Linked DNA regions of Homo sapiens: region 1 is linked to region 2. A link is a loop called in an ENCODE intact Hi-C map of the cell type or tissue named here. Cell type or tissue: endothelial cell of umbilical vein. All regions are shown on one strand. Links, peaks and the distances in the headings refer to the core of each region. The heading gives the core; the rest is flanking DNA.

The links. Hi-C counts contacts between places; a loop is a spot of excess contacts. Peaks named below come from ENCODE experiments on the same cell type or tissue, not always from the same donor. Only the 100,000 strongest peaks of a DNase experiment are listed, where the experiment ranks them.
Region 1: a loop joins it to region 2, with 2.1 times the contacts of the local background. A loop is called at or near these places in 4 of 110 quality-filtered maps.

Annotation. Positions count from the first base shown.
Region 1 is chr15:36,725,394-36,741,114 of GRCh38, reverse strand. All of the region lies in intron 10 of CDIN1 (CDAN1 interacting nuclease 1), which reads right to left. Among named protein-coding and RNA genes, the nearest start is that of CDIN1, 150 kb to the right of the region's middle. In endothelial cell of umbilical vein, for the core only: no CTCF peak of the experiment used is centred there; no DNase peak of the experiment used is centred there.
Region 2 is chr15:36,800,488-36,816,208 of GRCh38, reverse strand. It overlaps CDIN1 (CDAN1 interacting nuclease 1), which reads right to left. Exons shown (of 11, transcript NM_001321759.2): 11 at 5,965-7,885. The coding sequence ends at 7,756. It also overlaps the pseudogene CSNK1A1P1. Among named protein-coding and RNA genes, the nearest start is that of MIR8063, 160 kb to the left of the region's middle. In endothelial cell of umbilical vein, for the core only: no CTCF peak of the experiment used is centred there; DNase peaks (open chromatin) are centred at 3,908 and 7,658; H3K27ac peaks cover 775 bases.

The sequences.
Region 1 (15,721 bases), core at 4,395-12,394, 76 kb after region 2:
AATTCTTTAAAAAAGCTGGGTGTGGTGGTCCACACCTATATTCTCAGCTACTTGGGATGTTGAGGTAGGAAGATTGCTTGAGCCCAGGAGCTAGAGGCTGCAGTGAGCCATGATCGTGCCACTGCACTTTAGCCTGGGTGAGAGAGTGAGACCTTGTCTCAAAATAAATAAAAATAAAAAAAAAATTGAAATGCAGGAGAGCAAACATAATTTTTTTTTTTTTTTGAGATGGAGTCTCGCTCTTGTTGCCTAGGCTGGAGAGCAATGGTGCGATCTCAGCTCACCGTAACCTCCGCCTCCTGGGTTCAAGCGATTCTCCTGCCTCAGCCTCCAGAATAACCGGGATTACAGGCATGCACCACCATGCCCGGCTGATTTTTGTATTTTTACGGGAGATGGGGTTTCTCCGTGTTGGTCAGGCTGGTCTCGAACTCCCGACCTCGGGTGATCCACCTGCCTCAGCCTCCCAAAGTGCTGGGATTACAGGCGTGAGCCACTGCGCCCAGCCCATAAAAATTTTGATATTCAGCATGATTTGAAGAATTACGAGATTTGACCATAGTGGGCCCATTATATCTCCATAGCCACATGAGATGAGCTGAGCAGGGCTGTTTCACGTAGAAGTGCTACCATCTCTCGGTATCACCACAGTTTCCACTCCTTTCTGTTATCTGTCTGGTCCCTGCATAATCTCGGATCTAAGGTGATGTCATTTGGGCTTTTCAGTTATGACAGGTATGGTTAGTTAGGATGCCTAAGTATATTTACTATCTCCTCTTACGTAGCTTAAAAGTGGTACTCCCCACCCCCCACATCTACCTCACTCATATCCCACCACTGATGTGATTATCGTCCACACAAGAGAGTCCAAGAGGGCATTCCAAAGGGGACACAGGTATTAGATGCAAAAAAGAGGTCCTTCATCAAATAAGTTTAAGAAATGTAGGCTTAAACAATGAAAACATGTTTCCTTGACACAGAATTTCTCAGAGCCGTTAATATTCTAATGTAGTAGGCAACATTTTCCAAAATTATTCAACCCCCCAACTTTTGTTTGGAGAGCATTTTCAACAAACCATATTCAGTGAAACTTTCGGGCAAGCCCTTTTCCAGTACAAAATAAATTTGTTGTTTTTGCTAAGCAATGTGGATTCCTGTAGTAAATATGACATTTTAGATACATATTCAATCAGAGTTTAAAAAAAGAATAAAACTTTGTATATTTCATTCAGAATACTAATTTTTCAAATTTTTTGGATGTGATATGTGCAGAGATGGCCAACACTGTGGATCTTTTAAATTCAATAACATGGTTTTTGTATAATTTTCAGTAATCAAAATGGTAATAGGAGAATACATACTTATTTTCAGTTGGATCCAAGACATCATCTCATGCTTTACTTTAAACTTGCTAACATTTGGAATATTTGCATAATTAATTTTGAAGTTTGATACTTGCCAGTAATGGTTAAAATACGTGTCACAGTGTGCATTTCCTATAAATGGCTTTATAAGTATATTGTAACACGATCTCCAAACATACTGATAACATATAAAACAATACCAATAATTTTTCTTTAAGTTGGTATTATTTCTCTCAGAAATTGCAGTGGGCTTCCCAGTAAAACCAAAGCGAGGGAGAGAGGAGACAGCCTGTCTTTTCTTTGTTTTTTGTTTTGTTTTGTTTTGTTTTGTTTTGTTTTGCATTTAGAGACAGGCTTTCACTCTATTGCCTAGGCTTCAGTACAGGGTTACCATCACTGTTCACTGTATGCTCAAACTCCTGGGCTTAAGGGATCTTTCCACCTCAGTCTCCCAACTAGCTGGAACTACAGGCACATGCCACTATGTCTGGCTTTTTAAATTTGTTTTTGTTTTTTGTTGTTGTTGAAACAGGGTCTTGCTATGTTGCCCAGCTAGTCTCAAATCCCTGGCTGCAATTCAGCTTCCCACCTTGGCCTCCCAAAGTGTTGGGATTATAGGCATGAGCCACTGCACCCAGCCTTGTTTTCTTCAAACCGCAAAACTCAAAGACTGATGATTGTTTATTTTCCATGGCATATATATTAGATTTGTAACATTCCTTCCAAGTCTCAGAAACTTTGGGAACATCAAATGTTGTAACATTAGCAGTTTGTGCTATTAACATTGGTACATGATATTTACATTTTAAAAATACATTATGCCTATTCAAAATAAACCATTCAGTGCCTGGCACATAATAGGCTCTTATTACTTTAATCCTAGTGATACAGGGGTAAACAAAACAGACAAAAATCCCTGTCCTTGTGAAACTTTTATCCTAGTGGGGCAAACAAAACAGAGGGATATTATAGATCATTTTAGGAGGTAAGGATTATGGAGAAACATGGAACAAAAAAGAAAGCTGTAGGCTGTTGGGGGGGTCAGATTAGGTCTGAGAAGGTGGTGATGTGTCTGACTTTGGACAGTGAGCTACGTATGTACCTCAGGACAGTGCTTCATGTAACAGGGAGTCAGCACAAAAGGCCTGGGGCAGCAACGTACTTGACAAGTTTGAGGAAGAGCAAAGAGGCCAGAATGGCTGTTGCAGAGTGGGTAAGCGGGGAGTGTGTGGTAGGAGATGAGGTCAGAACAATAACTGGGGCAGAACGATCTAGGGCCATGAAGGCTGATTTTGGCTCTTACTCTGGGTCATAGGGAACCACTGCAAGAAGTGGCATATGAGGCAGAGAAACAAGAATGATTCCAAGGTAGTTCATCTAAGCAAATGGAAAGACAGAATTGTCAAAACTGAGATGGGAAAAACATTTAAGGACATCTGGAATTCAGATATGGCTACGCTGAATTTGAGATATCTGCCATATATTCAAGCAGAGGTGTTGAATGGGCAACTGGATATATGGGTCCTGAAGTTCAGGGAGAGGTTCAGTATAGACCCATAGCTTTCGGAAGTATTAGCACGCAGATGGTATAAAACTAGATGAAATCGCCAAGCCAAAAAAATAGAGAAGAGGATGAAATGTTGAGCTCTGGGACACTCCAACATAAAGAGAACAGTTAGAAGAGAAGGAAGCATGAATGGAGATTGAGAAGGAATGGTTACGAAGATTGGGAGAAAACCAAAAGGTGTGGTACTCTATAAACCAAATAAAGTCAAGTTTCAAGGAGTCATCGGTAAGCTTTGTCAAATGTTGTGGACAGGTCAAGTAAAGGTGAGTTCTGACCTGGTGATTTTGGTCATAAATATAGTCTTGAACAATATTATCTTTATTAATAAGTATGAGTTTATGTGACAATCTAGGACACCCTATGTACCTCCCACACCCAGATGTCTTTTCTAAACAAAAAGCAGCTCCAGGCATTTCCCTGTATATGAGTATTCTTATTTGGGTTAAATTACTTTACATTCTTGGGATACAACCAACTGATTAAGTGATTGTCCTCTGACTCATAAGCAGCCGGTACAGTGATCTGATCCCATAACTGCTTAATAAGGATGAAGAGTCATTAACTGGACAGTAACTAGCTAGACAGTAACTAATTGACCCAGACTATTAGTGAGACAGGATATGAGAGACAGAGAAAAGGGAGCTAGCAGAAGTCAGCTGTCCACAAAAGCCTCATAATTCTTGAGGTAGTACTCCATGTAGTCCCTGTCACAGCAATGGCACACACAAATGAAACCTCCTGGTCTAGTTCTTTATCATGTCACATTACGGTGGCACACTCTGGCAACATGCAGATTAGTTAATATTTTCCAAATGCTCCTAACATAACTTTAGCCTCAAATGCAATATTTGTTACCTATAGTCTAGATTCTAGATGAATCACTTCATTTGAATAATTTAGCAGAAGGGGAGGTCAGATATAAAAGGCAAAAATAGGAACGACCCAGGTATTGGAACCTGCAGGAGCAAAGGCATGCAAAAGGGCAGTGTGAAGCAATTTTTGTTTTTTTTTTTTTTGAGACCGGGTCTCACTCTGTTGCCTAGGCTGGAGTGCAGTGGTGCAATCTCAGCTCACTGCAACCTCTGCCTCCTGGGTTCAAGCAATTCTTCTGCCTCAGCCTCCCAAGTAGCTGGGATTACAGGCGTGTGCCACCACGCCTGGCTAATTTTTGTATTTTTTAGTAGAGATGGGGTTTCACCACGTTGGCCAGGCTGGTCTTGAACTCCTGACCTCAGGTGATCCGCTCGCCTCAGCCTCCCAAAGTGCTGGGATTACAGACATGAGCCACTGTGCCCGGCCAGTGTGAAGCATTTTTAAATGATTAAAAAGGGTGTGAGGCATATTTGTTTGGCTAGAAGTAGGGAAGTGTATGGAGTAACATCTTGGGATATGGCTGGAAAGGAGGAGGTCAGACTGTGGAAGACCTTAAACGTACTTCAAGACAAGAGGCCTGACTTTCCTCTGCAGGCAATGGACAGCCATTATTTACCAAGATTTTAAAGAGATCTGGATGGGTAATACTGCTAGAACATTAACAGCAGAGCCCTGAAATAACTCAGCATCCCAGGCACTCATCAACAGCAGGTCCAAGTGAGTAGGCTTAAGGTTCTTCAGCCTTTCCATTAGGAATTAGAGAATGTTTATGCAATTGAGTAGGATGCAGGAGTATAACCAACTCATTATCAAAGCAGCATCTCGTAGACACATGCCTATGTGGCTTTGAAACAAACATGGGAGAATGTCAAGTTCTTCCATTAAGTGGGTTGGGGAGTAGAGGCCACCAGCATGAAAGAATATCAAGGTACTGGACAACAATGGGAAGAGGAGAGTAAGTCAGTAGCTGTAGAGTGTAAATCAAGGGAGATTTTCAAAGCACAGGGCAAACCATGCAATTCTAGGGAAGAGGGAAAACTGAGGAAAGGAAGAAGTGTAATAAGAAGCCACCTTCATTTGAGACAAGTGGAGAGAATAAGCAAAAACAGAGAGAGAAATGGGGGTGATTTAAAGCAGTTCTATGTGGGAGTTCTCTACCTTCTCAGAGAAGCCTTGGAGCAAGGTCTTGGGCTAAGAAGGTAGATAATGGGGACAGTTATAGAAACTGTTTAGGAGTAACCAAATAAAATTGTTTTCTTAGAAAAGTTAAATGAACTAATGGGGAGGATGCTACATGTGCCTCCTTCTTAACACCAAACTCTTAGCAACTAAATCCTATGACCAGATAGTAACTTTTTTCCCAAATAGTTCCCTCTAAGCATTACAATTTTTAATTCTGTTCTGCAGCTGTGGACTTTTAAAGGATTGAACTGCATGATTAGCAAATGTTTATTACTTGCAAATGAATTAATATTAAGTGCTGGGAAATTAAACTCAAATATAATTAATCCCAAGTGGAAAAAAATTATTAAACAACACAATTATTAAAGTGTGTAGCAAGTATATATTAAGATCACATATATAAATTTGATATGATAAAAGCATAATATAGAATCTTCACTTATCTTACAGTCTACCAATTAGAAATAATGTGTATGAATAATGCAAAGATCAACTTTAAATTTTAAAAGTGCAATAAGACTATATACAGTTTTTAAATTTTAAAGTTGATCACATAATATGCATATATATGCACATATGTATGTCTTTGGTAATTTTAGTGATTTAGGAAATTAATCTCAAATAAAAATGATTTAAAATGGTTAAAAAGTGTAAGTATATATTAAGATAAGCATATTTAAAATAACTGATATGATAGAATGATAATAGGGAAATCCTTACTTAAAATGTCTTAGTATAGTCTACCAATTAGAAATAATATGTGTATTACTATGCAAAGATCAACATTAAATTTTACACTAAAACTATGTATTTCTGGTAATTTTAGTGATTAATGCTTTAATTAAGAGATGAGGTACATGCAGACATATGCAATAAACTGACGTAATTCATCATATTGAAAGAATAACATGATGAATGCATATGTATATTGTAAATTATACAACACACATGCAAATCATATACTCATTATCACACAGAGGCATTATTTTTCCTACAGTCAAAATGCAACAAATCTTCAAGTATTATTCAATCCACTGAATGACTATTTAGGAACAAAGTAGTTTGCAGTATCTTTTGCAGAATAATAATTTAAACTGAGAAACTCAAGTTAATGGAAATATAGAGCAGACATTTTTAGTGGCTACATCCCTGTGTGAGCTAAACTGGAAACAAGTCCCTGTACTATGTATCTAGTGTTCACTAGTGTCATTTTAAATGGAAGTCTAGACACAGGAGATTTTAATAAGGCCTTTAAGTACACTGCCAAATTAATCCTTATTTATTTATTTACATTGAACAGTGAATACATTGATCATTGACTAGTTGGAAAAATAGCAACACTGGCCCAGAAACAGATTCTCAATGAAAGAGTAATTACTTAAAAACACAACCTTCTGAGATTGATTTGTTTTTGAATGAAGTGTCCTAAAACAAAGACAATTTAAACATGAATATATTTGGTGTCTGGTAATAGCCAGTAAATACTGATGTGTGTGTGCTTGGATGAGAGCAGACTGGCTCTCCAAACCCTGAGACAGGCTAGGCAGGCTGAGGTGACGATGTAAGCTCTGAAGCTCTAGAAGAACAAACTTGGGTTATTTATAAACAGCTACTTAGCACAGAGTCAGGTTAACCTTCTCTGCTGTAATTCAGCTTGGAGATATACTGTTAATTAAGCTTTAGGACTGAACTCAGTGGAAAATAAATGAGCTTTTTTTAAAAAAAAAAATTATAAAAGTTAAAGTAACTAGGGAAGGAATAAAGTACCTCTGGAATTCTTATACCCGACTACATAGTATTAGTATTGTTCTAAGGATGAACAAAGTGTACATGAACATGTTAATTAAAACAAACAGCATATGCACTGATATTTCTGATCATTTTAAACTTTAATTTGGGTAAAAGGACTCCTTTTAGGAGGGGGAAGACTACTATAGATGTTCCTACTTTACGGGTGAGATTGAATCACCATCTGTGAATCAAAAAGAGTAGGCCTTTTAACACTGTTATATACTTCAATGCATTATAATTCTCACTCTTAAATCAAACCTAAAGAAAAATATTTATAAGCTCCACTGTTGTATGAATCAAATATAATAGCTTCATGGATGACTTTTTCTCATCTAGGATAAGAAGACAATACCCCTATTAATATATTAACATGAAGTTTTATAACATTTTTAAGATTTCTTTGAAAAGTCTATTTTACTTTTTAATTAAATCTATTTTCCAGAAAGGTCTTGAAGGCCCTACAAAGTACCTTGCATTTTCTTATTGCTGACAGTTCTTGAAACCACGCTTGAATGCCTTCTTTATCCTTTGCTGAACAATTGAAAGATCATATGCGAAAAGACTGTGCCTTCTCTTTTTCTTGCTCTGTAATTAAGGCATTCTAATACATTTCCTCATAGTTGTTACAAGAGCAAACTGCTAAGATTCATAGATTGAGACAATTTTGATGCCCATGATTATATAAACACATGATTTTTTCTAATCACAGATTTAAAAAATAACAACAGAACTCCTTCAAACTAAATGATTAATCTCTGGAAGGTTAAGCTGAAATGGTTCTTCTTGTATTGTCTTAATGTATGTACACGATTCACAAAAAGGAAAAAAAAATACAATACATTTGGCTAACTAACCTTTAATATAAGTTGAGTAAATGATAAATTCATATTAAGAACACATTTTCTCCAAATCAATGTATATTCTGAGAGTCTCAGATTTTCAGGTTTTCTTGTTGTTGCTTAAAGATGAAAATACTGCATATGTGCTTAAAGTGCCAAGTAAATGCAGGTTTTAAAAATCATACAAAAAAATCAAGATTTTAATTTAAATGTATATATGTATATAAAATGTCTGAACAAAGATGCATCTAGAAATACATTTAGTTTAATAGTCCTTAAGTTGGGAAATTATATCTGTAACTCAAGAAAATGCTTTTGTAAACAGTGATAAAAAACAAAGCTTAAAATATAAGATTTATAAACTCTCTAATTCATTTGCCAGAAACATAAGGCTGAAGTTATACATCAACAATCATTTTAAACAAAAAAATGATTTGTGCTACTATTTAGGAATTAAACACTTTTCAGAGCACAAAGAAGTATGCTAATAAGTTTCTGTCATATTTTGAATAAATGTTCAGAATTTCTTACCCATTTTCTTTATTTAAAAAATACTGGGTTTGCTACTGGGTTAAAATATTGTAAATGGATTTGGTAGTGGCCAATTAGATGATTTTTTGAATAAACTTTGGAGATTAAAAAAGGTTTAGGTTATATCTTATGACTTAAAAACTTATACTGGTGATAAGAAAATACTAGAAAATATAGGATGTTATAATTTTATATTTAAAATGGTACTTTTAGATAATTCCCCTGACTTTTTTTATTTTTTGCAAACAATTTCAATGTATACAAAGCAGAGAGATCCCTCACCTCAGATATCCATCTTCCAGATTCTATATCCCTCTTTAAATCTTTCTTTCCCTATGAACTTATATATTTATTTTATTGAAATATTTAGAGGAAATCTCAGACACCAACTCAATCTACCCTTACATATTTTTGTATGTATCTCTTTTTCAAAGAAAGGACATTTTTTGACACAATTTCATACATAATGCCACAATGGCATTGTCATGCCTAAGAAAATTAATAATTTCTAGGTGTTAAGAATTCACAATAATTCATATTCAACTTTCAATGACTATCTAAAAAATGTGATTTTTTTTTTGTAGTCTGATGGAATCAAGGTGCAACAAACAGGATCAACTGCATTTGGTTAGGATGTCTCTTAAGTTTTTTTCCTAGTACAGTTCCTCCCTTTCCCTGTAAATTTTTTTTGTGCCTTTGTCTTGTTGAAGAAACTGTTCTGACTTCTTTTTCAATTGAATTTGGAACGTCACTGTTGAAGAAAGTGCAGCATTGGGCTGACAAAGTGAAACCTGCCAAACTTCTCAAATTTATTTTTTGGCTATAGAGGGGCAAAGGAAGTCCTGGGACATTTCTGCCTACTTCATGTTCTGAAAGATCTCCATGAAGCCCTTCAGCAAGTCTACCTGTCACATTAAGGAGTCTAAAACTGTGATAATCATTCATAAAATTTTGTGTTTTACAATACTACTGTGACGTAACGAAGTTTGTAAAATAGTTTTTATTTAATAGCATTAAGATATTTATGCATAAACTAAATGACATCAAATAAGCCAATAAATGTTTAGAAATCCCAAGTTTATAAATATCTTCCTTAGAATGTATAAGAAATAATTGAGAATTGTTTTTTAATAATCCTGGGAAAGAAATACAATTTGGCATGTCTCTTAACTTTGGCTTTTGCCCCCATTTTTAGGGATCATTTAGCCAGACAGGCAGGTTTTCATTAAATTTAATTTGTGTGGAGCTTAAATATTAAGTTGAGTTATTAGGATGGTAAACCAATTGATGGCTCTGTCTTTTAACATCTTGTGGTGCACTTTTTAAGAGAGATATATAGAATATTCAGAGGATTAGAAAATGCTGATGAAAATTACAAGTGTTAGGAAAGAGAAAATGAAACTTGAACATATCTCCATGGTATTTGTGTTACATAAAAGTGTAAATTAGCATATATAAGACTGGCTTAATCTTTCTTTGCAACAGCTTTAGCTAATAAAACTTCAAAAAGATCGGTGATGCAGTTTTTGAAAATCTTAAATATGAATGACTTTAAATGGAACCATATGAAGTGAATGACAGTAAAGTAATCGTAGATGAAATTACCAATTTCAAATGAAATAAATTCAAAATGAAAAGGATGAAGGGCAATTAAGTACCTATTTTGACAATTCGAAGTGGTCAAGTTTTTAAAAGTATGACACAGGAAGCTTAACCTATCTATATATGAGTGATAAATGAGGCATTTTGTGTCATTACATTCCCATAAATCACTTTCTTTAACTGCTGATGGCTTTTATCAGATCTAACCTTTTCAAGCTTCTATTAGAGTGCTAACATTTTCAACTTTGACACATGTGCAGTTTACAAATTCTGCAGCTGATTAACTCTGGACAGAAGCTCACTGGCATCATTGTCTTTAAGTTGGGTGAAAGCCTTAGGGTCTCAAAAACTCAGACACTTACATTACAGTACAAAAATCTCCATTAATGTAAGGGGTTGGGCTTTAGAGTTGCCAGGCGTTTGTTTTCTTTTGGGAAACAAATATGAACAAGACTTCATTTTCTATGAAACAGGTGATTTAGGAAATACTAAAAATTAGAAAAAAGAATTCGATGAGCAAGCCTGATAATAAGGGTTAATCATGTATTTTTTTGCCTTAAAATATATATTTTTGGCACTCAAGAAATATTGTTCAAAAAATGAGTGCTAAAGTTTAGTTTTGAAACAATCAAAACTGAAAATCAAAGATTAATACATTTGTGGGGTGAGGGATATGACCTGAAATACAATATAATTTAAGTGAGGCTTTTATACTGATTGAACCATTTTAATGATTTTTATGGAGAGATGCTAAATCAAACTAAAATATATAGCTTAACTTTCATGTAAATTCCCAACATGCTAAATTAAAGGTTGTTTTGGTTAATTCACCGGTCAATTCAGTTGAAAAAGAGATTGAACACTCTTACTCTGCCTACTTTTAAAACAGTTGTATTGAAATTATAAAGACAAATCATGTAGAAGGTAATGCAATTTCTGTTAAAAGTTACTTGTTAAAATACCAAATCTTCACAGGATACTCTGTATACATAAAATTAGAATAAACCACTTATTACCAACATGAAACATTTATCACAAGACACTTTAAAATTATCAAACTATTTGTCTATTAATAGTGTAGGAACAAATAAAGCAAATATATGAAAGCTGTAATCTATTAAATTGCAGACAAGTGAAGATCAAGACTTCACAATATTTTTAATTTTAATGGTCCTAATTTCTTAGTTGAAGAGTCAAATACAACAGTTAAATTGGACACCCTGAGGGTTTTGATGATTAACATGAAATTGTATAGGTAGATATGAATAGGTCAATGTATTTATATAAATAGCACATACATAAATACATGTGAGTAGATGTGGGTTAGTGGGAACAAAGATGTCAAAGAAATGTATTTAGAAAATATAATTGACATAGACCTTGAAATAAAGCTAAAGTTTAAAAAAACACTGTCTTTGATAATAATAACTTGACAGAACAAATCATGATGCTGGTTGTTTGACCAACAGGAGCCTGGGTACTTCAGATAGCATTAGTTTTGATAAGTACTACCAGTCATCTAGCCTAAATAATGAAACCTAGAGACAGACTAATGGCACTAAAGTAAAAATGTTCACAGAGAACCTCCTGCGGCAGATTGCCTCTTGTTGATAAATGACAAATCTTAGAAAAATAGTGGGGGAAGGACAACTTTTTCTAGCACCACAACCCACATAGTCTCATTAAGGCCTATCCATGACAAATTAAAAACTTCTTTATTTCACTAATAATGTCACTCATCACAGGAGCTGGGCAGTTACACTTTGACAATTCAGATGTAAATCCTGGGTTGCCTATGAGTATTCATGACAAAGGCATATTTATCATTTAAAACAAAAGGACACGACTTCTTGGTGTTCATATCAAAGACCAGTGATGGATGAGGCCATGCTAATCAAAAGACAGGCTAGAAAGAACACAGATGTTTGCTACTTTGATTAAGAAAAGACTATTCCCTCCCCTAAAACCTCCCCAATATGGACATTTCAAATGGTTTTAAATGTATAATTTTAAATAGATATCTAAGAATTTAAAATTCTCAGTGATAGCTCTTACAATAAAATATCATTTTTTTCCAACCAAATTATGGAGAGTCTCGAAACCAAGAAAAGATCCACCTACTAGAAAGTACTAGTTCCTCAGTGTAACCCACAGAGATATTTCCACAATTGGTACTGTCCTGAATTATTATTTTCAATCCAGAAAAATAAAGAGAAAAAAGTCTATCATCTCAAATTTTATAAATAGCACAACCGTAAGATGAAATCATTGTTAGGAATTAAATAGAAAACAAGGTTTAAGACATTTTTGCCATTTTTGTTTCTGGCCATTGTGTTGCTGATTTTCATTCCAAATGCTTTTCCAGTTGAAAACCATTAAAAAATAATTGTTTGGCTAGGCGTGGTGGCTCACGCCTGTTATCTGAGCACTTTGGGAGGCTGAGGCAGGAGGATCACCTGAGGTCAGGAGACTGAGATCATCCTGGCTAACATGGTGAAACCCCGTCTCTACTAAAATAGAAAAAATTAGCTGAACGTGGTGGCACGCGTCTATAGTCCCAGCTACTCGGGAGGCTGAGGCAGGGGAATTGCTTGTACCTGGGAGGTGCAGGTTGCAGTGAGCCGAGATTGTGCCACTGCACTCCAGTCTGGTGACAGAGCAACACTTCGTCGTAAGAAGAAAAAAAAATTTTTTTCACATTTTAAGGCTTATTTAAAACCTCAAAGGCAATTATTTCTGGTAATTTTAGCATTCATTACCATTTTGGATGAGAGAGACCAAAAATAAGCGTGGCATTTAAAAAAAAAAAAAAAAAGGAAGAAAAACAAGCAAAGATATTTAGAGGTGGAGCTATCGATAGCACTTCCTCCCATTCCTCTGATGAAGAGCTATCATCAGGGCTGGCTAATAGAAATCCAATTTACAAGGCCCTGCTCATTTGAGTGCCTTTCAAGATGCAGAGGATTGGTAACCCGTCAGACCCACAAACAAATGTCTGCTCTTCCAGGGCAGAACTATTTTAATGTTGGTTACTGGGAAGTCATCACTGTAAGGTCACCTTGAAGAACTGTGAATGGTAGGGGGGTGGGAGAAGCCCACTTCTAAGTCATCTGTTTCCTGCCAATTTTCCTTGTCACTTTTTCAATTCCAGTGAAGCATACTTGTTGATAAGCTTTTAATAGAGTGATGCATGACAAAAAACAAAAAAACAAAAACAATTCCTCCCTCCACATACAAAGCCATATGAGGGGAAAGAACTACCTGTGTATCATAAGAATACTTGGGAGCTTTGTTTTTCCTTTTGGTAGGATCATCTTCCTCTCAAAATCATGGAGACACCAAAGCCATACAGTAATTCTTAGCATGCATATAATCTGTGCTTCTTGTATGGAAAATTTGTGTCATATTAAATGTGTGGCTGGTGTTAGACCAACAAGTGTATTCCATTTTACAATACTGAGTTGTATCTACACATGTACCAGGGTCTACTTTTTACCGGCCAAAGTATTACGTGTCCTACTTATAATAGGTATGTTCTCTTTTTAAAATATATACCTACTTCTCACAGAGAGAGTTAAGAGCTGGATATGTCAGAGGGCTCAACACTCAATATATTAAAAGATATTTATAGAATAACAACAATGTTTCACCTTTTGGCCCTTTTATGAAAAATTTACTGGATGCCTAATATATTTAATATTCAGTAGCATGTGAGAATAATTTTTATGCAACTCTGATATTTAGAAAGATAGATAACTCAATTATTAGATCATCTATCAAAATATTCAGATGTATAAGAGGCTACTAAAAAGATTGATGACTGAGAAAGTCCACTGATTCTCTAGCCATCATATTCATGCATTTGGCCAGACAACATTTTTCGCTGCCTTCACAAGCAAGCTTCATTACCCATCACTCCACTGAAAAGAGTTTATTATGAGGCTGCCATCTTGGCAAGACTATTATTTAGATGATAAATGCTGAGGGGGAAAAAGTGTGTCTACTTTTTTCTTTTTTTTTTTTTTTTAAGAAAAAAGATGAGCTTTTCTGACAGATAAACAGCGTCTACATTTCTAATTAACTTAAATTTGGCAGATACAAATATGGGTCAGTTAAAGCTATGATGTTGTCTTCTGTCTGAATTTTACCCTTAATTTGCAAAATGTAAATTAACTAATTAGAAGAAAAACAGCATGATTAGTGACAAAAATGCTTCAGCTGGGTCTTTGCTTCCTGACATTTATGATCAACTATAATGAATTATTGCTTTTTAAAATAATTGATAGAATATATTTTTTTCTCACCACAATGAAAGAAATTTTACTAAGAATTTATAAAAGAAGGCCAGGAACCTGGCAAAACAACAGAACTTTGTTCTGTGCTTTCAGAGGGAAAGATATATATAGAATGCCATTATATTAGAAACAATTGGGTAAATTTATACTTGTGTAGCTGGGGTGAATTTAGAGGAAAGATATGTATAGAAATTAAGTCGCTGATAAACCCTGTTAAAAGATTGTTTCATATATAGAAAAAAAAATGCCTTATACTGGGCTCTACTACAGTTTATACTGTACTCAGGACTTAACCCTCTCTCTATCATTTCAAATGGATTTGCTGTATACTCAAGCAATTAGTGAGAATAGTGCTGAGTGGTGGGTTGCAATGTTAGATGGAGAATGGTTAGAAACAAGAAACTATCTGCCCACTTGAGTTTCAGCAGGGAAACCTGTCATTGTTAAGTAACATTAATCCATGTAATAGTTAAGTGAAAAGCAGTTTTCAACTATTCCTATGTAGATAAATGTTCTACAATGAGAAGTACATCTACAATGTCAGACATAAATGTCAATTAAAAGTTATACAAAATCCTGAACAGAAAGGTGTGTGGGGGTGGCCACGCTTGGCACAGTGGAGTGTGTGTGACTAGGCCCTGGGCAAGCAGAGCAGGATGGGGGGCTGTCAGTTCTCATAGCACACCATCTAAGAGGTCTGATCTGAATGAGGAATACCAGGAAATTGGAACTGAAGCCGAGTGGTAATGTAGACAGAAGCTGAATGTGCTCAGCTGATAGTGGGCATTAGCTCCCAGTGACATGACACCATTTGAAATGGTGGAGAAAATAGGAAGAGAAATGATTCAAACAAAGATGTATGATGTCTAGGGGTTACTGAAAAGTGCAGTGATATGAGTAAAACAGGTGAAGAGCTAAAACAAATACTTCAAAATTTCAGTCCTAATTTTGGGTATGCCATTAAAATATTTACCTTGGACAAAAGTATCTTAATTTCATTTAGTAGACAGTTATCACATTTGGAAACAAAACCACTGAAATACTTGAATACTCCTTTTTCCAATATTATGACAAATATGTAAACTTTCCACACTTTGCAAAGTGCAATCTAAATGCTCGGAGAATATTATTGCAATTATTTTATATTTATTAGCTGTGGAGACAGCATGAAAATCTTCCTGAATAGCTGCTTCTCATTAAAAAGAGTATTTTTTTTTAAAGCACTTAGGTTATTACTTTTATATTTATAGAAATTCATTAATAGTACACATTTTTCTTCCCCTCTCCATGCCACCATGATATACTAAATTAAAAAATAATATGGATAACCAGTCAAAGCCCCACTTCACAGTAGATAAATCTAACATAGAACATCAATTTATAAATGGCAGAAAATCCTCTTGATAGTTCTCTTGCCTCCAACTAACTCTTCAACCTTTTAACACATTATGTACACAGGAGATAATTACTTCAATTTATCTACAATTTACCTTTATGTACATTAATCTTGCACTTCAGAAGTAATCCTCAAACTTCTGAATTCCAATAAATTGGTTTCTATCAAAAAGATAGACTATAAAACATAAGATAGCACACAGACCTCCTCATTTGTTTAGTTTTTCTCTTTCCAGCTATTAACAATCTCCATTCACATTTGTCATTTTGAAAAACTAATTT
Region 2 (15,721 bases), core at 3,094-11,093:
CCCAATTTTTTGATAAAATTGAGTCTGTGAGTCAAACTCACCTTCGCTAATGGCTCAAAGATGCAATTAGTATCTTTCAGGGAATTGTCAAGAAATAAACTGAAAATGTAATTCGATTTTCACATGAGTTTCTTGGCTCATTCTATGCACCCATTTTGCCATTTTTAACTCATTTGTCATTGGGAAATATTTTCAAGGATAATGGGGAAGTAAGAAAGACGAAAGTAATTTACCAAAAGACTGAGTTTTACATCATTATGCAATGTGCTCATGGCCACTTTGCCATCTTTCATTGTTCTGCTTTTCTATTATCCTCTGTTAGGTTGCACTGCTATTTTTTCATTTATTGAAAATTTTATTTTTTAAAAATTGTAACTCTGAAACCAAGATGGATTCTTCTATTCAAATTAGTACAAAATATAATACTTTTAGATTTTTACCTAATTTTCCATGTGCAATGATTGTCATTATTTTAGCTGCCAGAATTAATGAACTGATACAATTAAAAGGTTCTGGCAAAAGTATTTATAGCTTAATGGTAAATATATTAACAAAATTGTCTTACCATGTAAAGCATACAATCTTCTCTGTCCTTGAAAATATTTTACACTTCTTTTTGGGAACATATTTTCAAACCACTATTATATACAATCACTACCTTATAAAAATGCACTGTACTAAGCAGAAAATTGATACCCAGATGATATAAAGGCCATGAAAGATAAAGGAGGCAGAGTGTTTAACTCACCTTGAATTCCTAGCCTGGTTTGAGTGGGAGAAAAAAAAAAACCACCCCAACCCCGCAAAAAAAAGAAAAAAAAAAAAAAGAAAAAAAATCTCCAAAGCTAGAAATGTGTAAAATTTACTAATATAATCTGCGAATTTCAAGGTCTTTGTGCAGGGCCAAAATATACAGGCCTAACGTTTTTCATTAATAATATAATTGAACTTGTAGACATTTACTGAAAATAATAATTATCTGCGCCCATCTAGTGTTTATCTTGAGGCTTAAAATCATATTTCTATGATTTCAATGACATATTTAGCTTATCTGTATTACTAGACAGACCTTAGCCATGGACAGACACTTTGCTTGATGTTATAGAACTATCAGAACAAGTTATTGCTTGTTTTATTACTTAGGCCGATGAACAGGTATGAATTCTGTTTCAAATGCTTAGAATTTATTTATACTTGCACTGAACATGAATGGCCCAGAGCAGGAATGGAAAATATGTGGCATCCCTGTGATCACTGCCTACTCTAAGAACTAGATCAAAGCCTTAGCTGCTAAGCTGAACTTGGCCTTGGAATTGCTTAATAGCAGTGAATGCAGCCACCATAAGCAAATAGAAAGCTACTTGCTGTCCATAGTCTAGGGTTAAAATATCTTATTAAAAACCTCATAGATTTCCCTCTTTCCTTCATGTGATTTGCTTTTCTAAAATTTCCAAATATTTTGTGTTGTTTTCATTTTGAAGAGGTAATGATTTATTTTTCTTCAAGAAGAGGATCTTTTGTTGCATTAAAAAAATTCCCCACAGCACCTCACATACTTCTAATACACATTAGGGACTCAATAAATATCTGTGTCTTAAATAGTTTTAATGCTGGAAATATAAGACAGAATTATCACCTGCAACCAAAGACCTGGTCTTAGTGATATCTGTACTGGGGGTCTGTTCTGTCCAGAAGCTCATGGAAGGAATAACAAAGTAAAGAGCCCCAACAAATTAAGTCCTGGGAAACTGGCAGAAAAAGAAGAAATGTGGAAGTTCCAGTTCCTTTTGTGCTACAAGTTTCCAAATTATGAGGAAATATGCCAAATGCGTTTGGCTTTCAAATAATAATATACTCTGAATTAATGAGTAACAAGGAAACACCCACTGAGCGGTTCATGGGCAGTATCTCTCCAAAGGTCAGATCCTATTGGCAAATGACCAAATAACCCTTCTCTCTTGAGCCAGCCAACACTTCTATGGCCAGGAAGCACTTTGCCATCAACTCAGCATTATAAAAGGGAGCAATTAAAAGTATCATTTGCAGTTAATCTAATAACTCCATTGAATATTCCAAAATCTGCTTGTGAAACACAGTTGATTTGGGACCCTGCCGTGATTTGAGGAGAAAGTTTTTTTTTTTTAATGGAAATATAAAGATAAGCCATTTCTTTTAAAAGAGAAATAAAGATTTTTAATATTCTCATTTAGCAACAGTGCATAAACAATAATGTATTAAGATTAACTTTAAGGCAAATGCAACAAAAAGTTATGTAAATTCCCCCCTTAAAACTAAGTGTGCATCCTAAAACACTCTTGTTGATGAATTTGATTTATTTCACATTTTGGGGAGTTTCTAAATTAATTAATTCTTTAACATCAACACATGATGATTTTCTCTGATTTTTGGTAAATACACTCATTTTTCAGATGAAGAAAATGAGAAAGATAAAGGTTCTAATTATTTGCTAATGCGAGTGATAACATATTTAATAAAACCGTGTCATTCATTTACTCATTTAACATTTATTGAATACCTGCTCTGTCTGCACCAGAATTCTGTTAGGCATTAGGGACTAAAGTGAACAAAGTTAGTGTAGTTTCTACTTTCATGGAGCTTACAGTCTAGTCGGAAATCTTGCATTAAACAAGTACAGAAATCACAACTGAGATAAAACAAAAGCAATCAAATAAAGGGTGCTTATAACTTTGTTTACTTAACAAAACTATGGTTTCCTGCAGAGGTGGTTTTATCTTTTTATCTAAATTTTGATTTGTCCTATAGAAGAAATTCAATTAAAAATGTAAAATACAGAAGGTTTACTATAGATCCACTGAATTGTTATTCCTGAATGTTATTTCTGAATTAGTGTTTAATGTTAAAATGACAAGGGTTTTTTTTTTTTTTTTTTGAAAAAAAAAGTGCTAGTTATTGTAGAAATACCTTTAACCAAGGCAGTTTCCAGGGGAATTAATGACCACTTTAGGTTAATGGTCATTGGATTCATGTTCAGCCCTCAATTAAACTCTGAACTTCAATTGTTATTACTTAATTGACTTGGTTATATTTCATGTCAGCATTTCAATATGACCTTCCTTTTAAAAAGTAAAAATTACCCTGACATAATACCATGAGTCTTTAGTTGAGCCTGACATTGTTGCTGCAGCCCACAGTATCTTTATATATGGTTGAGCCTAGAATTTGCTTAGCTTTGCTATCACTAGTGTACTTCCCATTATCCTTGCCTATAAAATGAGACAGCTTAGGATAAATCCAAGTGATGAGGGAAAAGGGATGAAAAAATAAATATATCTGTTGCCATGATTATTATTAAGATGCCAAATAAATCCACTGAGATCCTCACCACTTTATCCTAATTGCAGGGAGTTAGACAGTTTTAACGAATACCTCGAGTATCACAATTAAATACTATCAAGGTATGCTTATTTTAAAATGTTCCTATATTATCTTTTCCTTACAAGTGACTCCAAATATTCAGCTGTTCTTGTTAAGGAGATGAAAACTTAAATCTCCTTTACCTATACATTAAACAACAAGAACAAGTTGGATTTATTTAAACAATGAGTTGGATTTTATATAAAGTGAGTATGACACCCAGATCGAACTTTGCTATACTAAGTGAAACAAATTAAGGCACCAAATGAGCATTTCCCTTCCCCTGTACTGTGGAAATGTTTTAAAAGTCTTTTTGAAGTACTTTGATCAGGCTTTGAAATCATTTTAGTGGATTACTATTGTATGAAAACTGTAATTTATAGCGCTTGACCTAAGCAGCTCTTTGTCTCACAGCCATATTCAAAACAATAGCAGGAAAGTGAAAAACAGAAGGCGAACCCAAGTTGTTCAGGTTATTATTTAATTCATAATTCCATCTTCCTTATTTAATCTTTGGAATCCAAGCATGTTCTTAATAAAACAGGTTCAGATCATGTTTACTAAATGTAGGAAGGTTAGTTTAGAGTAACAAGATTAAATGATCCAAACACATGACCCTTCCATAACCCACGAGTGACTTTACACAGACAGGTTCAGATAGACGCTTCCCATAAATGGTGACATTGCAGGCAAACTTCTATTGTTTGCCTTTTAGTTTCCTCTCAAGTTAAGCTTGCTTTGTTCCTTAACCCTAATCAAGAATGTGCCTATTGAGATTTTCTCCTCTCATCTTGTCACAAAATAGTTATACTTTGAGACAACTTGCTCCCATCAGATCACATGAAAATGGCAAGCTACCCCCAAGATGAATGAGCTAGGAGTGATTCGCTAAATCATACAGACATTTTGCTATTTTAATCAGCTGAACACCACCACTCAGGCTGAAAGTAGCTATATAACCTTACTTTTTTTTTCTCTTTTTGCTCCTTTTGCCAAATCATTTACTGAAGGCATGAACTTCAAGCCATATTTAACCCTGTAAAATCTTATTATCTTAGTTAAAAGTTTTACGATCCTTCTGGTGCCACATATGCACTTGAGTATTTGGGCATGTGGAGGGTGCTTAAGTTGTGTTTCTCCCCAAAGAGGTTAGGCCAATTGCTCCCCACTCCCCAACCAGGTGTATGCATCAGGACATATTTTGGTCCTGGGATCCTGATCTTTTAGAGAGAAAAAGAGCCCAAGAGTAATGAGAAAATGCAGGGTACATGTCCATGTGGAGGGAAACTGGCAAAGGCCAACGCAGGGGAAGATGACATGGAAAAAGTGAAAAGTGAAGTGAGAAAGCATATGGAAGCAGTAAGGATTTATTGCAATTGAGATACCAGGTCTCTAGATGGGAACAGTTAAAAAGAGGAGACATCTAAGGCATCTTGGTTCCAAAGAGAAAAGAAAGCAATGGGTGTAGCTCCCCAGTGAGAAGCAAGTGAATTAACTGTTCACTTCAGCATTAATTAGTGTGGCCCACCAGGGACCATTTAGGTAGATTACCTCATCAGGGCTCTAAGCAGTCCCCTGGCGGCCTGAGTGAGTTAATGCACCCCCTCAAGACCAACAATTTATCATCTTTTCCAGGGGGAATCAAGCCTTGCAGATAATGAACAGGTACACACACCTACAGTTACAAGAAAATTATTTCCCCTGGAGGTCCAGCGTTCTACTTTAGACCCCTGAGACTTCCCTTTTATTTTAGATTTTAGGAGTGTTGTAAAGAGCTGACGTATGCTTCACTAGAAGGCAAAAGAAAAAAAGAGGATATGCAACTGTTTATGGTTTGTTTCTTTTTTGAGGGGGTACAGATGTGAGGTGGGAAGGAGTCTATGCAGTCGCCTTACAGATCAGTACCGGATCAGCTTTGCTTTGAGTTGATCTGTTTCCAGACTTCAAATGGTCGCCTATGTGTTTGTGAGGGCAGATGCTTGGCAAGTCTGCATATGCCAGGGAGAACGTCATTCAGTTTTACGTTTTACACACGCTCCTGCTTTCTGGCTTTGCATAATTCATTAGCATAGTGTGCAGAATGCACCATAAAACAAGATTTGGCTTTAATGTTAATGTTCTAATGATGACAGCAATAAAAATAAGTTGTCATTCCGTGTCTACTTTCTGGGGCTGATGTTTATATTGTCTAAACTAAAAAAACCAGCAAGCAGACAATGCATAGAGATGGAACACAGACAAGTATTTTTAACAGAAAAAGAAACAAACCAAGGAGACTTTAAGCTTCCAGTTGGGAACATTACTCTCTTCTCTCCCATACAGCTCCAATTCAAAAGTAGTATAATTATCACATTAGTTTTTATGTGTGAAAAACTTACTTTTGACTAATTTGTAACCTTATTGTAGTGTGTACAGTTTACTGTTGGGTTCTTTCTCACTTTTAAGGGCCAGATTTTAAAGCCTCATTCATAAAGAGGAGGTAGTGCCTTTGCTAGGAACACCAATACCTTCTCACAACACATTATGTCAGGGCAGCAGGTAAAAGAATAAATACAAAACGCAAGTACCTTTTTTATTTTTTAATTTATTTGTTCACGTTCATCATAATAAATTTGTTTAATGTAAAATAAACAAATCCTTGACAAGGGTTTAACAGGATTTTCAACATCTGTGCAGATAAATGTAATTTATTCCTAAAGAAAAAACAGTTTAGAACATGCCAGGAAACCTGCTTTTAACATTTTTGTATAAAGTGTGTGTGTGTGTGTGTGTGTGTATCCAGGCAATACAGTAGTGGTTTCAAATCATTCTATTTCACTCAGAAGCCTGCATGATGAATTTTATACTGAAACAGAAGTTTGCCTGACCCTTCTTTAGCATTTCATCTTCTGCCTCTCTCTTTTGATTTAATGCACCCCACTCAGAGTTAAAATCCACACATGTTGGGACCAGGTTTGTGTCCTTCAAAAGGAAAAGCAGCAGGCATATTTTTACAAACCTTCTTTGGTAGAAAATAAACAAAGTATAAATGACATATTTAGTCTTTTGAAAAAAATCAAGCAATGTATATAAGTTAAAGCTGTCTGCAAAAATTACATTGTTGTTATTAGTATTTCCCATATCATCTATTCAACATTATAAAAGTTGTTATGTCAGCATGGCAGGGTGGCGGGGGCAAATATTTTACTAAATACGTTTTGGGTACAGATTAATATTCAACTTCCCAAAAGATAGGTTTATTATTAACTTACTGATGTTTCGCTTTAGACTGAAATCTGATTTGCAGTACATAAAAGTACACAAAAGTGAATAAATTAAAGTGAACAAATAGAAAAATCTCCTTTATTTTGCTTATTTAAAAATTGCTCCAGGTTTATTTCTGGCACACTCAGTTCATACAAAGCTAAACATTTCTAATGCTGAACTTACTCGAGTGTTTTATAATTACATGGTATAAAATGCATATACTAAGCAGTATACAGAATGTGCCTTTAAAAAACTCGACTCATAAAAATACTAGCTCACGTACATACTGACAACTAGCCATGTTTAAAAATAAACTCTCCTCAATGTTGGGTTGTCGCCTCTCGGCCCCCAATCTAAAGGAGTGTGGTTTCCAGGCACAATGGAACTAATACTTTCAAATAAGATAAATCTAAAATATGTGGTGTTCAAATAACATTATTAAAAGAGGAAATTCTCATCAAGTGTATTTTTGCACTTGGCTTACTGTCACAGAAGTCAGGAAGCCGTAAAGATTGAATATAGCAAACACACAGCATAGGCAGGCTGCCATCAAGGTCTTCTGGAGCTCTGCAGGTGAGTACAAAGGTGGCTTTGGACTTTGTGGCTTCAGCTTTCCTAGGTTTGCGCTAGATTATTCCACGATGGTAATGCAATGCTGGGTCTCTGTGAGTGCACATGAAGAGAAAGGGAGAGGGAGAGACAGTGAACGGAGGCTTAGGGAAAAAAAAATAAGAGGGTGATTCGGTAACTGGGAGGAGAATTGAAAAATCACACCTTTCAGTCTTCACATTTTTTCTTTTGTTCAGCATACAAGGATAAACCATCCGGAAGAAAGAAAGATTATGACTATCTATAAACTAATTGTTTGACAGAGACAGAAATGCTGATAATGAGTGGGTTGTGTCTGTAGTTCTTGGCTGTTCACATCAGCAAGGGATGAAGGAAAACAGAAACTCTTGATATGTTTGTCTAAAGAGGTAGTGGTGTGACTACGGGCAGCAAGAGTTCAGCTGAAGTTCAGGGCAGATGTTGCCAGGATCTTACAGTGCAGGAAAGTAAAATTGCTTCCGGATTCACCTTTTCCTCCCAGCTTCTCTTCCAGGATCTTCAGGGTCAAGCTATGCTGTGGCATAAGGTGACAATGTTCGTGGGGAAACAGGCTTTGAGCAGGATGCCCCTTTCCCGGTTGCAGTCCAGCTCCTGGATAAATCCATACCAATAGATGACTAAGCCTGGCCCAAATCTGTAAAAACACCAGAAAATAACACACACACATGGTATCAACAGAGCTCTTGAAAAAAGTCACCTTGGGGCACTGATAAGATGATTAAATGACAGGACTGCACAAAATTTTTGTTTTGGTTGCTACCATTGTGACTGAAAATAGCCAAACTTATACCAAAGAGTTCACATAACACACATACTACCTTCTCGGATGGATGTGTTCCCTTTCTTTCCAGAAACCTGAAGTATTTCAGATATGGAAACTCTGAATCTTACCTTTCAGTAAGGTGTTATGAGCTTGGGCTGATGTGACTACCTAGCTGATGGAGGACAGATTCACAGTGCAAACAGGAATGAGCTGGGGAATGCCAGCCTTGGGATTTAAGTCTAACATTTAATGGTACTATTTAAAAAATTAAACTTGCCTAATAGCAACTAAGAAAAATAAAAGAATGTTTGAAAACAGAATTTAAAAAAATGCAACAACTTATGGTCCTCTTCTGGCTATACTGTTCTACTTATGCACCCATTGGGCTGGAAGTACCTCCTGTCATCCATATGACACACTGGGTCCCTTTACTCTCTGCATTACAACTTCTTTAAGTGTGGACACAGCATAAAGTTTGGTCATTGGTGCTTACGGAAATGAGGAATAAGGTCATATAGGCTTGTGACAAAGTATAGATCGCTACGGGCTTAATAAAACCTCAGCATTTCTAAGTTGTGCCCTCTGAATTATCTGCAATTTTGTTAGCAGTGACTGATCCCCGCCAGGCAGACTCAGGAAGTGGCCCTATGGACTACTTCACCCATCAGGAAGTTGAGACCTTTAGGCTGGGTTCATAAAGATGTAATCACTATCAATCACTGCACACAGAGAGATGTTTTGCACATCAGTTTCACGTTTTTCCTACCGAGGGCACTTAATTAAAGGGCAGCACTACTTTTGGTGTAGTGTTGCAGGAATTTTACAGTGAAATAATAAATTATGAATGTTGGGTTAGTAAAAGCATGTCTAAAAACAGAACTGCTTTCTGTATTCTAACATTACAGCAGGCTGAACCATGCTAGGCCAAAAAGCTTTTGCCTTCCATGATTTATTATATGCTGTAGTGTACTTGCCAAAACTAACAATACAGGATGGGCTGCGAGATACTGTATGCACAGGGACAAGTTCAATTGGATGTCACGGCCTGGTTTATTTGGGGATCCACATTAGTGGGGTAGCCAAGTTGTATTCAAGATTATTTAAAACTTTGGGATTCCCCTCTGTGCAGGTACAGAACCATGAGATGGCAGCTCATCACTTGATCTTGTTCTAGAAGATGTAGGAACTGGGTATAATTAGAAGCCTTGGAGCACCAGGCCCACTGAGATTTATCAGCTGCAGATGTTCTCTTCTTCCTCAGCATCCCCAAAGAAGAGATTCCTTTGGGGTCAGTAGAATTAGGCTACCTGTGCACAGGTGTGTGGGTCCCCAGGCTCAAATGCATACAAGACGAAGCTCACACCTGCAGAAGAACTTGCTTCCATTTAACCGAGGGTTTCTTAGTAACTTTTAATCACAAACACTTGTCTGTAATTGGAACATAAACCATTGGTACCTTTATTTTACAAAGAGCTCTATGATTAGTGTCAAATGATCTCAGATTTGTCAAAACAAGTCTGGCAAGAACAGAAAGATTTGTGATTCTGTGGACCATGTCTGAGAAGCCACAAACCTTCCCATCAGTGAAGCACCCCTGAGTCACGGCCTTGACAGATCTAACATTAAGCTCAACACATTCTTCCATTTTATTATACAGCCATTCTGGAGACCATGATGTTCTTCAGAAAGGTGCTAATATTTTCACAAAGGAAGAAAAAAACTGTGATCTAACAAGTCACAGAGAAGAACAAAAGAATATATGGAGGTCATAAAAAACAAGCCCAGTATTTTAAAGATTTAATAAACAAAAACACATATCACCAGCACTGAGCAAGTGAGAGCAGCCTGCACTTTCTTTGAACAGCTAAATCATAAGCCAAAGGACACGAAGCATGACAGCTCTTTACGAAAATGGCATTTTCTAGGCAGAAAAGCCAGGCTGGGGAACACCTCAGTGCTCAAGAAAATGGACTTGTTTCACTTGTGAGGCAACAGATATTCCTGCAACTCAAAAAGGTTTTGCAAGATTGTGAACCTGAACATTTCATGCAGTGGTTCACAACCAGGATTCCCTAAAGATACCAACACAGATCTATGAACATTTTGAGTAGGATTCATTAATAAGACTCTACTGTCTACCTAAGTTTTGTGTTTCTTATGGAACTATGTTTAGGTTAGGTAACATTACCTCTGTCAATGTAGCTCAAAACCTCTGATTGACAATATGTCTCTAATTAATTAAGAATGAGGAAACACAATGTCCCTTTGTAAATAGAGATTGATACGCTTTCAAATTATGTGGTCTTTGGGTGACAAAAGCAGTAAGGACTTTAGAGGGTGACAAGTTTGGAAATTTAATGGCAGAACAAGATCTGGCCTTATTCCCAGCACCTACTTTAGTGCATTTCTGAGCCTTCTTCAACAGCTCAGGATCCAGAGATTATCAGATGCTGACGAGATAATCTTTCAGCAACCTACCTGTTTATGAAGAGGCTGACCACATTAAGCAACTTTATATAATCAATTTCTGGGTTATCTGAAGTAACAGGAGGGGAAGTTTTGGTTGCTAATTTGAAATATCAAGCAATCAAAAATGGTAGAAGAGGTGTAAAATAGGACCCTAGAAAATTTTTATTTAGGTCAAATGCAGACTTTTGGGTTGAACCATTTCCTCTTTTTGATGCCTATTCTTATTTACTGTGGCACCACTAGACAAAAATGAGATCACTGGGAAGGCAAATACAACCTTTGTGACCAATAAAAATCAAAGAGACTTTGTTAACAACATTGAAAAGAAAAGAGAGTCCTTGGGTCTGAGGAGATATGCACAGCAGAGGTTGGTCTGCTACTGAGATTGCAGCCCTCCCTGCCAGCTGGGAGACCCTCAGGAATGGGTGTCCACGGACATCTGAATTGATTCTGGAAACACTTTTTAAAGTTGACTATAATTTTATGGTTGCTATACTCATGGTCAAGTAATAAGATCCAAGACCCCCAATGGATTTTAAAGACTCCTGGGAAGCAGCGACTAGAATGTGAATGACGTTTGAATAAGTAATTTTGCTTGCAAATAAAATATCACCAAATTAGCAAAAACAACAAATACGCCTTGAAAAAATGGGAGGTGAAAGCCAAGAGCCATCACAGACCATGAAGGCAAGAAAGATGAGGTTTTTCATAAGTAATGACCCCTTATAAATATGTTCAAAATGTGTTTCTCGGCTGGGGACAGTGACTCACACCTGTAATCCCAGCACTTTGGGAGGCTGAGGCAGGCCAATCACTTGAGGTCAGGAGTTTGAGACCAGCCTGGCCAACATGGTGAAACCCCGTCTCCACTAAAGATATAAAAAAATTAGCCAGGCGTGGTGGTGCTCGCCTGTAGTCCTAGCTACTCTAGAGGCTGTGGTGGGAGAATCTCTTGAACCCAGGAGACGGAGGTTGCAGTGAGCTGAGACTGCACTACTGCACTCCAGCCTGGGTGACAGAGCAAGACTCTGAAAAAAAAAAAAAAAAAAAAGTGATTCTCTGGTTTCATTTCATTTTAGGGTATTTAGAGAAATTCAATCAGAGACGATGGAACTAAAGCTGGCCCTTCTGTGCATACCTGTTTCCTAGTGAGTATCCCTCTGTTTCACCATTTGTCTGTTATATTGGGACCCTGTTGAGGGTAAAGACCAGGTTTTATTTGTATTCATGACCTCCATGCCTAACACAGTGCCTGGTACATGAAAGATACCCTCAAGGACAAGATGGGCAATACAGGGTTAGCACTAAGATGATCAGACAGCTTTGCATTGGTTATTGAATCAGTGCGAGTCTAGAGACAGGGGTGCAGGCAGGGGTCAGCCATTGCCTCGGCATGGCAATTTTATTAATGACCAGAGTGAGCACACTAGTGGCATACTTACAGGTTATAGTGAAAATAATATAGTTACAACAATGTTCATTATTAACACTTTCACCCCACTTACTATGTGCCCAACACTGTTCTAAGCACTTTAATATATATAGAAGCACTTTATATATATCGAACCACTTAATTTGTATGCCAACTCCATGAGGTTGGTACAATTATTATCCCTGTTCTACAAGTAAAAAAACCAAGGCATAGAACAATTAAGTAGATTGCCTAAGGTCTCACAGCTAAAAAGTGGAGGAACCAGTTTTAGAACCAAGGCAGTTTGTGATGCACTCACTATGAGGTAGTGATCGGTTTACTAAACAGGGTGATAGAATGTTAGACTTTAACCAGAAAAAGAGAGTCAATGTCCTTTGCAATGGTTAAGCCACACCTAGGGCATTTTGGAGAGTTCTGGTGTCATATTTTAAGGGCATGTCTCCAGTTTGAAAGTCAACCAAAGGAGAATCCTAGGATATTTGAGGAATGGTTAGAATAAGAGTATGTCTGATTTAGAAATGAACAGTCAAGGTTCACTAACACACTCATCATGTTCTGATTTTGAGAGTGCTCTTATGGAGGAAGGATTTGATTCGTGCTGTAGCTCTCAAGTGCAGACTTAGGACAATGCTTGAAAGTAGCCAAGAATTAGATTTTGATTCCACACAAATAAAATTTTTTGTATAACTGAAACTTTCAAAAACATGGAGTGAGCGGCCTTGCAAAATAGTGACATCAGTAGATCTGTTAAATCAAGGCTGGGCTTTCATTAATTTTAAAAAATTGAACCAATGCATACAAATTGGGAATGTTTACACAAAATCCTGCATATTTAGCTTTTTTTGAGAAACTAATCAATCTGGCAACAAGCAACTGAAGATAAGTAACAGCTGCCCCCTTCAGATATAACCTAGGTTCGCGGGACTGCCACAGTCCCCACTGTTCTCTGTCACTTTCTGATGCCGAGGATCAGTGCCAGGTATACCAACTGAGCTTCTTAGCTCCTAACTTGCACTATACAGCAATACTCCTCCTTGCTGCATATCTAGGATGCTAAGGTTACATAAAATAAAGAATTCTCCATATTTTCTCCAGTTCTATTGTTTTGGTAAACTTGGTTATTGGGTTCCTGAAGCTGCATATTTGAAGGAGTTGGTTACAGGGAGAACACTTTGTCAGTCAAGGTGAATTCCTGCTGGCAAGCAGTGAAGAGAGACATAAAAATGCCCCAACTGTGAGAGTCCCTGGCTGTTTGGTGTTGGGGCTAGCAGGCTTTGTCGATCTCAACAGGTGTTGAGGACAGTGCAGGAAACACAAATGCTGCTTACATTTTGTTCAGTTTTAAAAAAGGCAGTGAAAGCTGTTAATGTATTTTTAAAAGATTATCACCAAGAATGTTTTAAAAATGGTACTTCAGTGAGTAAATTCTTAGTTTTGGAGAAAAATCTAGCTATCCTCAGATAAGCCCTGAGGATTCCAGATTGCGAATGTTGGACAGAATATGATATAAGTATCTTTCTGTTCAAGGTTTCCTGTAACTCTCTGAGAAACTCAGTGGTTCAGACAGAAAATTTGGCTCCCCAAATTCAGGAAGAACTTGCTTACTCTTTTTTTTTAAAGTATAAAACTAAATACTCCCCTTTCCTTGCCACGCCTCTAACACTATCCTATAATTCAGGAATTACTAGGATGAGGCATCTTTACTTATGGAGAATGGAGAAGATTATTAACTTCCTATTGTTATACTTTTCCTCAAGGCATCCTCTTCAGAGACTGTTGAAAAGAAAGGCAGATGAAGGAATTTAGAGGTTTCGAATCATACTATTAGATATCATCTTGCTAAATTAACCCCAATAACCCCTCGTTGGTTTCCTGAAGCCAGCTGAGCTTCTAGATCTCCACAGATTTCAGGGAGCCCTTGACCAATCATTATGTCTATAAAGATGCTAAGTACATATAAAATAATATAAGATCTCAATAATCAACAACAAAGAGGTAACTAATATTTACTGAGCAGGCAGTGTTTCAAGAACTTTTACATGTACAGACTAATTTGGTACTCACTGCCACCCTATGAGGAGGGCACTATGACTATCCTCATTTTACAGATGAAGAAACTGGGGCCCAAAAAGGGCCAGGTTTCGAACCCAAGCCGCCTGGCTCTATGGCTTACCCTTGTAACTACTATGCTTTACTGTCTCATTATACCTTGTGTTTATATAGCATTCTATAACAGTCATTTGACTCTGAAAAATATTTACTACACCTGGATAGGTGATAGGCAAGCAGGGGTCCAGAAGCAAGGCAACTGATCAAAACCCCAGTATATGAGTTGGGATCCACCTATCTACACAGGGAATAACTCTAAGTTTGATGTCAATAGTTTCACGCTAAAAAGTTTATCTGGCTACTTATTTCAATTTAAGTATCACCACATTTAGGAAGTAGATGGAAAAGCAACCCATAATTCTGGCAAAAGAAATGAAAATAATTACTTTTGAGGGAGCATATTTTAAACCTTTGACAAACAGGTGGAAGTAAGCTAGGGAATGAGAATTACAGAATCACTACATAAAGTTCAGAGAAGAGAAATGTCTCACGCTGTGAAGGGGTTCAGAAGTTATGGGGCAGAATCTAAACATGAGGGAAGAGGAGTAAATCCAGAACACTGCCACAGCTTGTTCATATAAATGGAAATAAACAGCTGGAATAAGTTATGAGGAAAACTGAGGGAAGCAACGGGTCTAAGTGAACGTATGAGGTAGAGATTTGTTTTCCCAGAAAAGAAGGTTCAGAACTTGTTAAACAGGGTGATACAGTATGCCCCAAAGGCCCCAGTTTTGCTCCTAAAATACCTCTAGTATACAGATGCATCTTATGTTTGTGCCATTAACTTGGCTTACCCATGTTTTCAGCTCTATGAGAAAACCACTACATATATTTTTTAAACTAGTATGCTTTTACATCTCTTTTGGTAATAAGACGGTGAAAGGTGTGGGATTTATGTACTATTACATAATTTGTCTCTCTACCTGTAATCACGGAAACTGCTGAAATTGACCTAATACTTTTCTTCCCAATGAGCTGAATTACCATAATTGCATAAACAAGGATTCTCAGTGCAGTAGAGTCCTACAATATAAATCTGCATCTAGTCAATGAAACAAACAATTCTCAATTGAAGAATGACAAGTAGACTACGGAATGATCTGATAATTTTAAGTTTCTTGTTCATGAGGGTCTTCATCAAACAATAAAAACATACAGAAACCTTCATTCCTAGCCCAAATTTTTTATTTCAATCATAGGGAAATAAACTCCTTCTCTAAAACAAGAACAGCAGAGAATCATATATATATATATATATATATATATATATATATACACACACACACACACACACACACACACACATATATACACACACACACACATATGTATAATCATAATCATATATATATTTCTTTTTCTCTTATTATGAGTTGCTGTGTGGGGTCTGTGCTATCTTCTGAGGATGTGTGCAGACATGTGGCTGTTGGAAGTCGATTGTTTCACCATCAAAAAAAGACTTGCATGTGGTTTTTATGAAGAGTGCGTTTTCAAACACATAGTTCACGATGAAGGAGAAACATAAAACATCTTGTAATTGTTTTAAAATAAACTCTTACACTGTTTATTTAGTTTTAATCTACGTGTTGTAGATTGGTTATGCACTTGTTAATCACTGTTGTATGTATATCCAGACAGAGTTGTAAATAACCTTTCAGTCCAAGTGAAATATGCTTGCACATGTTTATATGCAAAGT